3 separate regions of the Homo sapiens genome follow, and all the other regions are linked to region 2. A link is a contact called in ENCODE Hi-C or POLR2A ChIA-PET data. All regions are on one chromosome and are shown on one strand. The core of a region is the stretch at or near the end of the contact, and the rest is flanking DNA. Distances in the headings are between cores, read along the strand shown. Region 1 has its middle 63 kb from the start of ADAMTS1. Region 2 has its middle 140 kb from the start of HEMK2. Region 3 holds the start of LINC00113 (long intergenic non-protein coding RNA 113).

Region 1 (3,327 bases), core at 152-2,651, 2.0 Mb after region 2:
TAAAGTGTTCAAATACTGTCTAAATCTGTGTGTGTGTGCACATGCATGCCTGTATTGATATTTGGAATACATCCAAGTATATTGACTATTTTAAGTCAGGCTTGGTCTCTTGAGTCAGACAGACCTGAATTCCAGTGCTAACCTGGCTCTCCTCAACTTCAGTCTGTTCTTGATTAAGCTACTAAACCTCTGTAAGTCTGAGGCTTTCATCTGCAAAATAGTACCCCTGAACAGGTTACTTAATATATGGCTGATATATATGATAAGATATGTAAAGTCCTCTATGTAATGCCTTTTCCCCATAATAAGTACTCAAATGTAAGCTAGATATTTATTTTAAAATAATTTACTTGAAGCACAATCAGACAAGTACTGTCTTCTGGGCAATTTTAGCAAAGCATGTCATTCAGATGAGAAAAAAAACTATTTTGCCCTTTAAACTTATTGAGGTCTTAACTGAGAATAGACTAGTTTTTATAAAATATAAGCATCTTTTCAATTGTGTAGCTTTACTTTGAATATTAAATTATACACTTAACAGTGTTTGTTGAGAACCAAAAAGTTTTTTTTTTATAAAAAATTCACTTCAAAATTTCCACCTTTAAAATATTATACACAGTTCTTCATTGAAAGGAATGGTGCTTTATTCAAGAGTCATTATATCAGGGATGACATTGTTGAATTAGCTTTAAAAGTAAGGCCAAATGAATGTGGGAAGAAGGTAATGAGAGAGAGAAGATCATTAGCTCAGGAGAAAGAGCAGTTAGTGTTGTCATGTCTGGGCTGAGACAAAGTTAGTCAGATTGTCCTGCCAAGGAAATGTCGTGGGGAGGAATTATATTGTCCGGGAAAGAGTCCTAAGAGGAATGTTCCTCTAAAGTCCATGCTAATATCTGCTATTTTGGGTATTAAGACTGTACTCCACTAAAAAGAAACTGCTACATATGTGCCATTTTACCAATAAAAGCCATCAAGTTCTCCTACTAGTGACATGCTCTGGTTTGAACATAACTAGACTAAAAATGTCAAGGGAAATGAGTGTTGGGCCTCAATTATTTCTAATTTCCATGCAATTAGTCTCTCCCCAAACCAGAATTTGGGATCTGTACTGGACTGTCCTGGAATTTTTCCTAAAGTATTCTCTACCAGCCGCCCAAGAAGCTCTGGATAAGCTCTTGGAAAGTTACAGACTTAGACTCCTAGAGATGGGATTGGTCCTGGATTTGGCTGCTATTTAGAGAACTCAGTCCAGTTGAGTTTCAAATCTCTTGGGTGTGACAGTGACTGCAGTTCATCAGTAGAATGTAGACATTTGAGTCTCTGGAGCTGAAGTTGATGGAGATTCATTCTGGATTGCCTAAAGAGTGATTTCCCAAATCCCCGAGAGGTTGCGGCTGTTTTACTGCAAACCCACACTTTACAAGTGAAGAAAGAAATTACAGAATCCAAACAGCTGACCCAAGGCATTCAGATTTGCAACAGACACCATAGTGAACCGAGGTTAAGAATTACCTTTTGGAAAATGCTAAGAATCTTATCCAGAGGTAGTTGGAAAGAAATTGTGATCAAAGCTCATTATGAAATGGAACTGCATGGATAGGACAGGGCAAGTCATAAGTTTCTCAAAACTGTAAGGCAAAGGATTAAAGTTTGGGAAGCATGATAGATTAATTGCATTTATGGTCCCAAATGATGAGTATCCATACCCTTCATGATGTGGTCTTGCGAACCACTCCAATAAAGAGATTGAGTCTGTTTCCTCTCCTCTTGAACCTTGAAAGTCATTTTAGTCAATAGGTTATGTCAGAAGTCAATGTATGCCAATTCCTAGCCTAGGCTTCAAGAGACCTTTTGAGCTTCCACTTGCCTGTTGGAACTTTGCCTTAATCAGAATACAAGCCTGGGATAATATCCAGAAAAGCATTAACATAGCAAGCCTGAGACTGCTATCCTTGGAAACACCTACGTGCAAGATGGGCCCTCAGCTGGCATCTGGAAACTTGGATTTTGGGAATGTTCCCACCACTCTAATTGGTAAGAGTGTCTCACTAGACCTAAACTGTGCAAACCGCATGGTTTATGCTGAATACTTGCTGCCATTCTGAGATTCTGGAGTTTTGGTATGAGCCAGGCAGAGGGTGCTTATGTAACCAGCCCCTAATACAAACTCTGGACACAGAATCTCCAATGAACTTCCCTGGTAGACAACATTTCAAATGTGTGGTTACAATTCATTGCCAGGAGAATTAAACATATCCTGTGTAACTCCACTGAGAGAGATCTCTTGGGAGCTTATTCCTGGTTTTCTCAGGACTTTGCCCCACATGCCTTTTGATTTTGCCAATTTTGTTTTGTATCCTTTTCCTATAATAAATCATAGCCATGAGTATGAGTATATGAGAAGTCCTATGATTCCTGCTAGAATCAATGACTCTGAGGAAGAGTCTTGGGGACTCCTGACACAGATGATCTATTGAGGAATGAGAGACATATGAAACAGAAAATTTTCTTGCCTGAGACCATCCTGGATCAGCTAACAGCCACCTGACTGCCAGATATGCATGTGAATGGGTCTCAGATGAACTTCCAGAGATGAGAACAAATCTGTATTTGTTTGTTACTTAGTGGTAATGAGTGTAGTGTTGGCCAGCCAAGCCCAGCCAAGATCAGCAGACCCAGCCAAGTGTGGTGGCTCACACCTGTAATCCCAGCACTTTGGGAGGCTGAGGCTGGTGGACTGCCTGAGGTCAGGAGTTTGAGGCCAACCTGGCCAATATGGTGTAACCCCGTCTCTACTAAAAATGCAAAAATTAGCTGGGTGTGGTGGTGGGCAACTGTAATCCCAGCTACTCAGGAGGCTTTGGCAAGAGAATCGCTTGAACCCAGGAAGTGGAAGTTGCAGTGAGCTGAGATTGCACCATTGCACTCCAGCTGGGTGACAGAGAGAGACTCCACCTTAAAAAAAAAAAAAAAAAAAAAAAAAATCAGCACACCCTGTAAACTTGCAAGCTCAGCCAGCCTGTAAACTCATGAGAAATAATACATGATTGTTGCTTTAAGACAGTACCTTTTAGAGTAATTTGTTACTCAGCAATAGCTAACTGATGTAAGAAGTAAAAGATAACTGAGTCTTCAGAACAGAAATGAAAACTTGATTGGTAGAGGAAATACTTGAAGAGTTCTTGATTTTATAAAAATCCAAATCCTTTGCACAGTATTCAGCAGGTTTACTGAACAAGATGTTTAAAGACAAAGAAATAGAATTAGTTTTCAATATTATAAATATATGCCCATAATTTGGTGTGGCATATATGAATTCGCTTTCTG
Region 2 (3,403 bases), core at 784-3,283:
ACTCTAGATTTGCTTCTCGCCACCCAGAAACTTTCTCCTCCCAGGTCATAGCAATTCCCATATCTAAGTATGACTTTCAGTTCATCTTTTCCCTTCTGTTCCACATTGAAAACATCAGGTACACCTGTAGACTCCATGGCCACAACAAACCTGGATCTTCTAGATCTGTCCATTTCCATTGCTAGTCAAAGGTGGTGTCTCTTGAGCCTCTATATTGCACGTGATTTCTCACTAGGTATCTTGCTTCTACGTTCTCTGCACCATAAATTCCTGTCTCCATGGAGCAGCCGGAGTGATCTTTTTGATAGTCTCAGAGCCTTTTAAGAACTTCTCTTCCCACCTGGTAAAAAACCTCATTGCACAGCCCTGGCTTATCAAGCCCTCCATGCTGTGGCTGTGTTTGGCTCTCAGCCCTCCCTCTTCCACCCTCTCCCTTCCCTTCTCACCCCTGCCAATGGCCTTATTTGTGTTCTTCAAGTATGTTGAAATGCTTCCCTTCTCAAAGTTTTTGCACTAGCTCTTCATATCTTTCTGGAATGTTCTCCATAGATCATCATATAGTTTTTTTTTTTTTTTAGATTGGCCCTACTTTAATAGCAACTCTTCTTGGACCACTCAATGTATGATAGCCTCTCAGTCACTTTCTATCACGTCACCCTATTTTGATTTCCAGTATAGTTATACATTTTATAAGCTACATTTATCACTCATATATTCCCTTAAAAATATTTATTTTCCGTTGCTCATCTCCCTACCTGCACACATGGTCGTGAGCAAAGAACTTGCTTGTCCTACTGATCTCTGCATTCTCAGTGCTCGGTGATATTTGTTGAATGAATGCAGGGCAATGCTATGTCTATGCTTTATGTCATTATCTTCTGACTCACTGCAAAGACAGGAGTCCCCCACGGGCAAGGAACATACTAAGAGTAGTATGTACCTCATGTTGTTATTGAGACATTTCAAAACATGTAAACATATTTACAGTGATGAAGTATACAGAATACTGCCTGCCACAGAAAAAGCTCCAAATAAATATCAGCTGTTGTTACTGTAGGATGTATACATATTTTTATTTATATTCATATAGTTTTGTTATACATATAAAACAAAACGTTTTATCAGTTTTTATTACTTACACATGTCTACATTATATATGGTGTTAGCTATTGTTATTCTGTTATTTGATAGAGTATCCAATAAAATATGTTACAAGATTTTGCTAAATACCATAAACTAAATGCCGACCACTTTTTTCTCACCTGGCTCTATTTCAGGATTCAGCCAGGTTTCTCTGTCTGGGAGTGTTAATGTTTCTTAGCTAAGCAGCTGCAGTATCTGCGGTTACTGAAATCGTCCTGAAGGTGGCAGCGGAGAGCTAAGGTTTGGAAAGTGCTCACATGTTCTTGTATACATGCTGGGATAGGATTTGAAGGGGGTGAGAAAAGTTATTCCATGGGGCTGTTTTTGCATCTTCAAAATTCCTTTCATCATTATTATTGTTGGGAAGGGGTGTGTTATATGTCGGGAAGCTGCTCAAATGCAAATGATATCTGGGAAGTGGCAGCCAGCTATTATTCATGAAACCTCAGGCAACGTGAGAGCATTAGAGCATTCATCCAGATGCAGGAAAGTGGAACTGCTGGTGAGGTGAGATAGAGGGCAGGTAAAGGGAAGAAAAGGGCTTGGTTTTGGATGGGCGTTTTCTTGGTTCCGAGGACTTCTTGATCTGTGGAGAGGGGTACAGGCAGGAGAGGTCAAAGCTGAGCCCTCTAACTGACGGGGCCAGGGCAGGGCCCCTCTCGTCCGGGTCTAAGGCAGTAAACTCCTGGAACAATCTCATACAACATCCATCTGCTTGTTTAAATAACAAGCCGATTCTATCATGTCTATGTGTACAAATCAGACTCTCTGGGGAGTAAGTATGTGAAAGGAGACTGGAAATATCGTTAACGATTTTCAGACATTTTCTCCAACTAAATCTGAAATACTGCATACTGACCACGAGATGACAGTATTGCACCACTAAATGCTTACACCACAAGCTTCCATCTTGTAAGCTCTTAGAGATCTAACACAAAATCACTGTGCTTCCCACTCGCAGCAGTCATTGGAATTATGCTTATAAACAGCAATTTTTCTTTATTTGCACTTTTTCCATAAATGAGGAATACATTTTTTGCCAATAGTGGCTACTGTATGTATACTTCGGTTATTGTCTTGGGAAAATGGGTGTTGAAAAAATTGAATTGTCTGTGACTCTACACATTTTATAATTCAAAATTTGTGAATAAAATTAATCAGCATGTGAGTTAAAGTGCAGTATTCCTTCAGCTAGAACTGCAAGACCAAAAAAACCCCATAAAAGTGTTTGGTTTATAATTTACTGTTTTTAATTTATGGTCTATAGTAAGATTTTCTAAAAGCATGAAACAGAATGGTTCTAACATATGGTTTTATATAGTTTACATATTTATAACCATGTTTATCTAAAATAGCTCTCTGTAATGCATTTATGTGGTTGAAGAGTTTGAAAAGGTGATTATCAAATGAAATAATGTATGTAAAATACCCAGCTCAAGCCTCACACATGGCAGGAATCATAATAAATAGAGGCTCTTGTTTCCTTTATTAAGAAGAAATCATAAATTAGTGGATAAGTGCAAAAATCCTTTGCTACTATGAAACAGGAGAGGCCAAACAGTGAGATATCATAGAGTGAGTTGCCTCTTATGCCTTTCTAGTTGAGTAGTCAGAGAATGAAAAACTACTTAAGGTTCTACCCTTCCACAGACACTGCAGATGAAAGTGTTCGGCAATTAACCATGAATGACTTTCAGGAACAGCAAATCCATGCTTTTCTATTTTACTCAACTTGGATTACATCTGTAGTGCAAATTTAAAAGAACACTTCTGGGGACAGTTTTTCCCAGGATCTATTTATTGTCTCATTTTTTTCTTTTTTTAATTGTTAATTTATTTTATTTTTGTAAAATATTTTAATGTTTATTTTAGGTTCAGGAGTACATGTGCAGGTTTGTTATATAGGTAAACTCATGACTCAGGGGTTTGGTGTACAGAGTATTTAATTACCCAGGTACTAAGCATAGTATCAGATAGTTTTTTCTCTTCTGAACCTCTCCCTCTTCCCAGCCCCCACCCTCAAGTAGGCCTCAGTATCTGCTATTTCCCTCTTTCTGTCCATGAATTCTCATTATTTAGCTCCCACTTATTAGTGAGAACATGTGGCATTTGGTTTTCTGTGTTAGTTTGCTGAGGATAACAGCCTCCAGTTCCATCCACGTTTCTGTAAAGGATGCAATCTTGTTCTTTTTCATGGCTGTATAGTATTCTGTGGTCTATATGTCCCATGGCTATTTTCTTTGATAGTCTCAGAACAATA
Region 3 (3,256 bases), core at 71-2,570, 1.0 Mb after region 2:
ACACAGGTTTTTGATCACTTCAAAGATTGTGTCATTAGAGATATGGAGAGCTAAAATGTTCATGAATATCAAGCAGAACATGGACTAAACTAGTAGAAGACTAAAATAATTCTTTTATGAGTTTTTGCTTAAAATGTTGTTAATCCTTCGTTTTTAAAAGACAAGAAAATTTTCTTTTGCATTATTTACAGCTTTTAAAGAATTGAGTAAATAAATTATACTACTATCAACATAATTTGAAGCATAATGTTTTTTCTTCCTACCTGATTTCTCCTGAATTTGAAAACTATTTGTGAATATTCTTAACTCATGGCAATACAGTTATTTGCATAAATGCAATATGAATCTATTTTCTTTTGCAACAGGACACAATTAGAGACACTGGTTATTTTATCAAGGCTTTGACTGAAATAATGTGCATTTCTTTAAGGAACCAAATTTGACTTATAGAGACAATAAAACCCCTTGGGAAAACTGGCCTCACACCTTGTCTACACAGTCCCTGTACAGGGTTCCTGACATAAGTAAAAAATGTCACTTTCTGGAAAATGATTATTCTTGCTGTGATTCATGCAAATAATCTGGCCAAGTGTAATAAGACTAGAACTTATTTTGCAAGCACATCAGTCCTATCAGGATTTATTTTTCATAAAAATAAGATCTGGAGAGAGAAAAATTATGTTTGAAGAACTATGGTACACCTGTGATTAAGTTCTAGCCTCATCAGTTGTTTTTGAGTTTTTGTCTGCAATTTAGACTCACCCTACTTACTCCAGTGAACCAACTAGTAGTGATCTCTGGCTGCAGCTCAGAAGAAACAAAAGGGATGGGTAATGAAAAAATCTGCTTCAGTATTGCAATTCTTGGCACATATTGGAATTGGCTAGCACCCCCACACGCCCAATTCTTAGCAGTTATGACTATAGCCACCAGCTACCTGGGTGTGTCAGCTGTCATCACCCCCTTACTTCATTTTAACATTCTGCTAAATCTAATAACCTGATTTGTCTTCTCTTGCCTTCAGGCCATCAAGCTCTAGATGATCATTATTGAGGGATACCATCCTCTCAATATTTAAGAGTCACCCTCCTGCAGGAGACCCCTAGACTGCCCATCAGTGAGACATGACAGAAGTAAAATCCTGCCTGTGTCTCCTTTGGACCTGGCTGGATACTGCTTTCACCAGCTCACAAAGCAAACCCTTCCCTGGCAACTAGCCAAAGGCCAAGACCCACAGAACCACCATTGCCCCTCTGTGAGAAGGAAGCAGTTACAGAAGACTGACCTTCATCCATTTTTCTCCAAAGAATTGAGGTCTTGGACTCTTGAAAGGGAAGTTGTTACAGTAGGTAGCTAGTCACACACAAGAAGGGTAGGAGAGCACTCCCACTCTAGGAATGTCAGGCATCCATCAGGTGATGGTCAGGTGGTTAGTAAACCATCTCTCTAAATAACAAATGGTCACAGCCAGTGCCAGGGAAAGGCAGTCTCCCAAGAAACAGAAACACCTGAAACTGGTGATAAGCAGCTTTCTAATAAGATCTCAGGAGTTGAGTGAGTGGGCTTGGGCATGTGCACTAAGAGGTAAAATGGAAGAGTTTAACTGGTATATTACCACCAAGGGACATTTGGCTGGTAAGGGGAGAACACCTCAATTGAGCATGTGTACAGGTCCAGTAAACACACTGTGCATGCTCCCCTCCCAAGTGCTGGCAGTTCACTGCACATGTGACAGCCCACCCCAAGGGAAGAATCAGGAGAGAAGGGATGCGAGATCCTGGAAGTATGCTAATGTATAAAATCCCAAGTCCAAAGGTCAAACCGTGCACTTTATCTCTCATGTCACCCACTTGTTCCTCTTCCAAGTGTACTTTACTTCCTTCCATTCCTGTTCCAAAGACTTCTGATAAACTTTCACTCTTGCTCTAAAATTTGCTCTGGTTTCTCCTTCTGCCTCTTTGGTCAATTTGTTTTTCCTGAAGAGGAAAAAACTAAGGTTGCTGCAGACCCATATGAATTCAGTAACATTATTGGTGCCATACATTTTAAATCTACTTATAAATTTTATAATTCAACCTTATATTTTTTGCATTAAATTGTCAATTTTCTTTTAAAGAAATTAAAAGAAAGCTCTTATTTTTAGTGGTCTTTATTTCTTCCTGTGAATCTCTGTCACTGTCTATAGTCATTTCACTTTATTCTGAAGTATTTATTTTAGCATTTCTTATAGTACAGAACTTGAGAAATATATCTTCTCAGCTTTCGTTTACCTAAAATATATATTTATTTAACCAAATAAGTTATTTTTGACTTGATGCAGCATGCTGATTTAAAATTTTTGTTTTTATTTTAAGGAATTTAAAGATAAGATTCCTTTTCTTCTTATTTTCATTTTTTTAATGTGACATTAGCAATTATTTATGTATTTGTTCCTTTGTAAATTTTGTGTATTCTCTCATTTACTGTTTCCAATACTTTTATTTTTGTCTTTTTTTCCCCCTAAGAGGGAAAAGATGTACAAATGAGATCTCATCCTTGCCATTCTCCTTTTCAAGGGCCAAACTCCATCCAGGATTTGCTCATTTGTGTCTAGTCTCCAATGTCTTCAAACTTTTTTTAACTCTATTTGTTCAAAGCTTATTTGTTACTTATTTATTTATCGACTTATTTATGTATTGGAGACAGGTTTTTACTCTGCTGTCAGTGCTGGAATTTAGTTTATTTATTCTCTTTCTAATGGATAGTCTGATACAAGCTACTCTAAAATTTCTGCAATCAGAACCACTACTATATGTTTGCTTTTGCAATTATATTCGGAAATACCTTCTAGAAAATCTGGGATACATAGTGAAAATGTGGGCAAAGTCTTCATTCATAGAGGTTTTCAGTAACTAGATTAGTCTGTTTTCATCACTGTAAAGGAATACCTGAGACTGGGTAATTGATAAAGAAAAGAGGTTTATTTGGCTCATGATTCTGCAGTCTGTACATGAAACATAGTGCCAATATCTGCTTCTGGTGAGGGCCTCAGGAAGCTTACAATTGATGGAAGGCAAATGGGGAGCAGATATATCACATGATGAGAGAGAGGAAGAGAGAGGAGAAGAAGGTGCCAGGCTCTTTTATACAACCAGATCTCACTTGAACTCAAATTGAGAGCTTACATATTACTTCAAGGATGGCACCAAGCCATTCACGAGGGATTTGTCCCCATGACCCAAACACCTTCCACAGGCCCCACCACTAACTTTGGAGA

Evidence for each region. A loop is a pair of places that touch in the nucleus more often than their neighbours do. ChIA-PET counts read pairs that join two places held with the same protein, here RNA polymerase II (POLR2A). Pooled maps may share reads with other maps.
Region 1: a map of dorsolateral prefrontal cortex shows a loop between it and region 2 (2.9-fold over the local background). The contact joins two enhancer-like sites. A Hi-C loop is called at or near these places in 2 of 168 maps with a recorded cell type or tissue (aorta and dorsolateral prefrontal cortex) and 8 of 50 pooled maps.
Region 3: a loop to region 2 is called in a map of esophagus squamous epithelium, with 4 times the contacts of the local background. The contact joins the promoter of LINC00113 here to the enhancer-like site in region 2. A Hi-C loop is called at or near these places in 1 of 168 maps with a recorded cell type or tissue (esophagus squamous epithelium). POLR2A ChIA-PET finds 5 or more read pairs at or near these places in 2 of 52 experiments (IMR-90 and endothelial cell of umbilical vein).

The regions. Positions count from the first base shown.
Region 1 is chr21:26,780,450-26,783,776 of GRCh38, reverse strand. No RefSeq gene overlaps it. Among named protein-coding and RNA genes, the nearest start is that of ADAMTS1, 63 kb to the left of the region's middle. Within about 2 kb of position 1,401, at least 3 of the 41 ENCODE cell types and tissues checked have a DNase peak (open chromatin) inside an H3K27ac peak, as active enhancers do.
Region 2 is chr21:28,743,846-28,747,248 of GRCh38, reverse strand. It overlaps a transcript of HEMK2 not described here. Among named protein-coding and RNA genes, the nearest start is that of HEMK2, 140 kb to the left of the region's middle. RefSeq lists an enhancer at 1,549-1,638. Within about 2 kb of position 2,033, at least 10 of the 41 ENCODE cell types and tissues checked have a DNase peak (open chromatin) inside an H3K27ac peak, as active enhancers do; they include IMR-90 and endothelial cell of umbilical vein, where a contact is called at or near this core.
Region 3 is chr21:27,720,443-27,723,698 of GRCh38, reverse strand. It overlaps LINC00113 (long intergenic non-protein coding RNA 113), which reads right to left and starts at 1,320. Exons shown (of 4, transcript NR_024357.2): 1 at 1,286-1,320.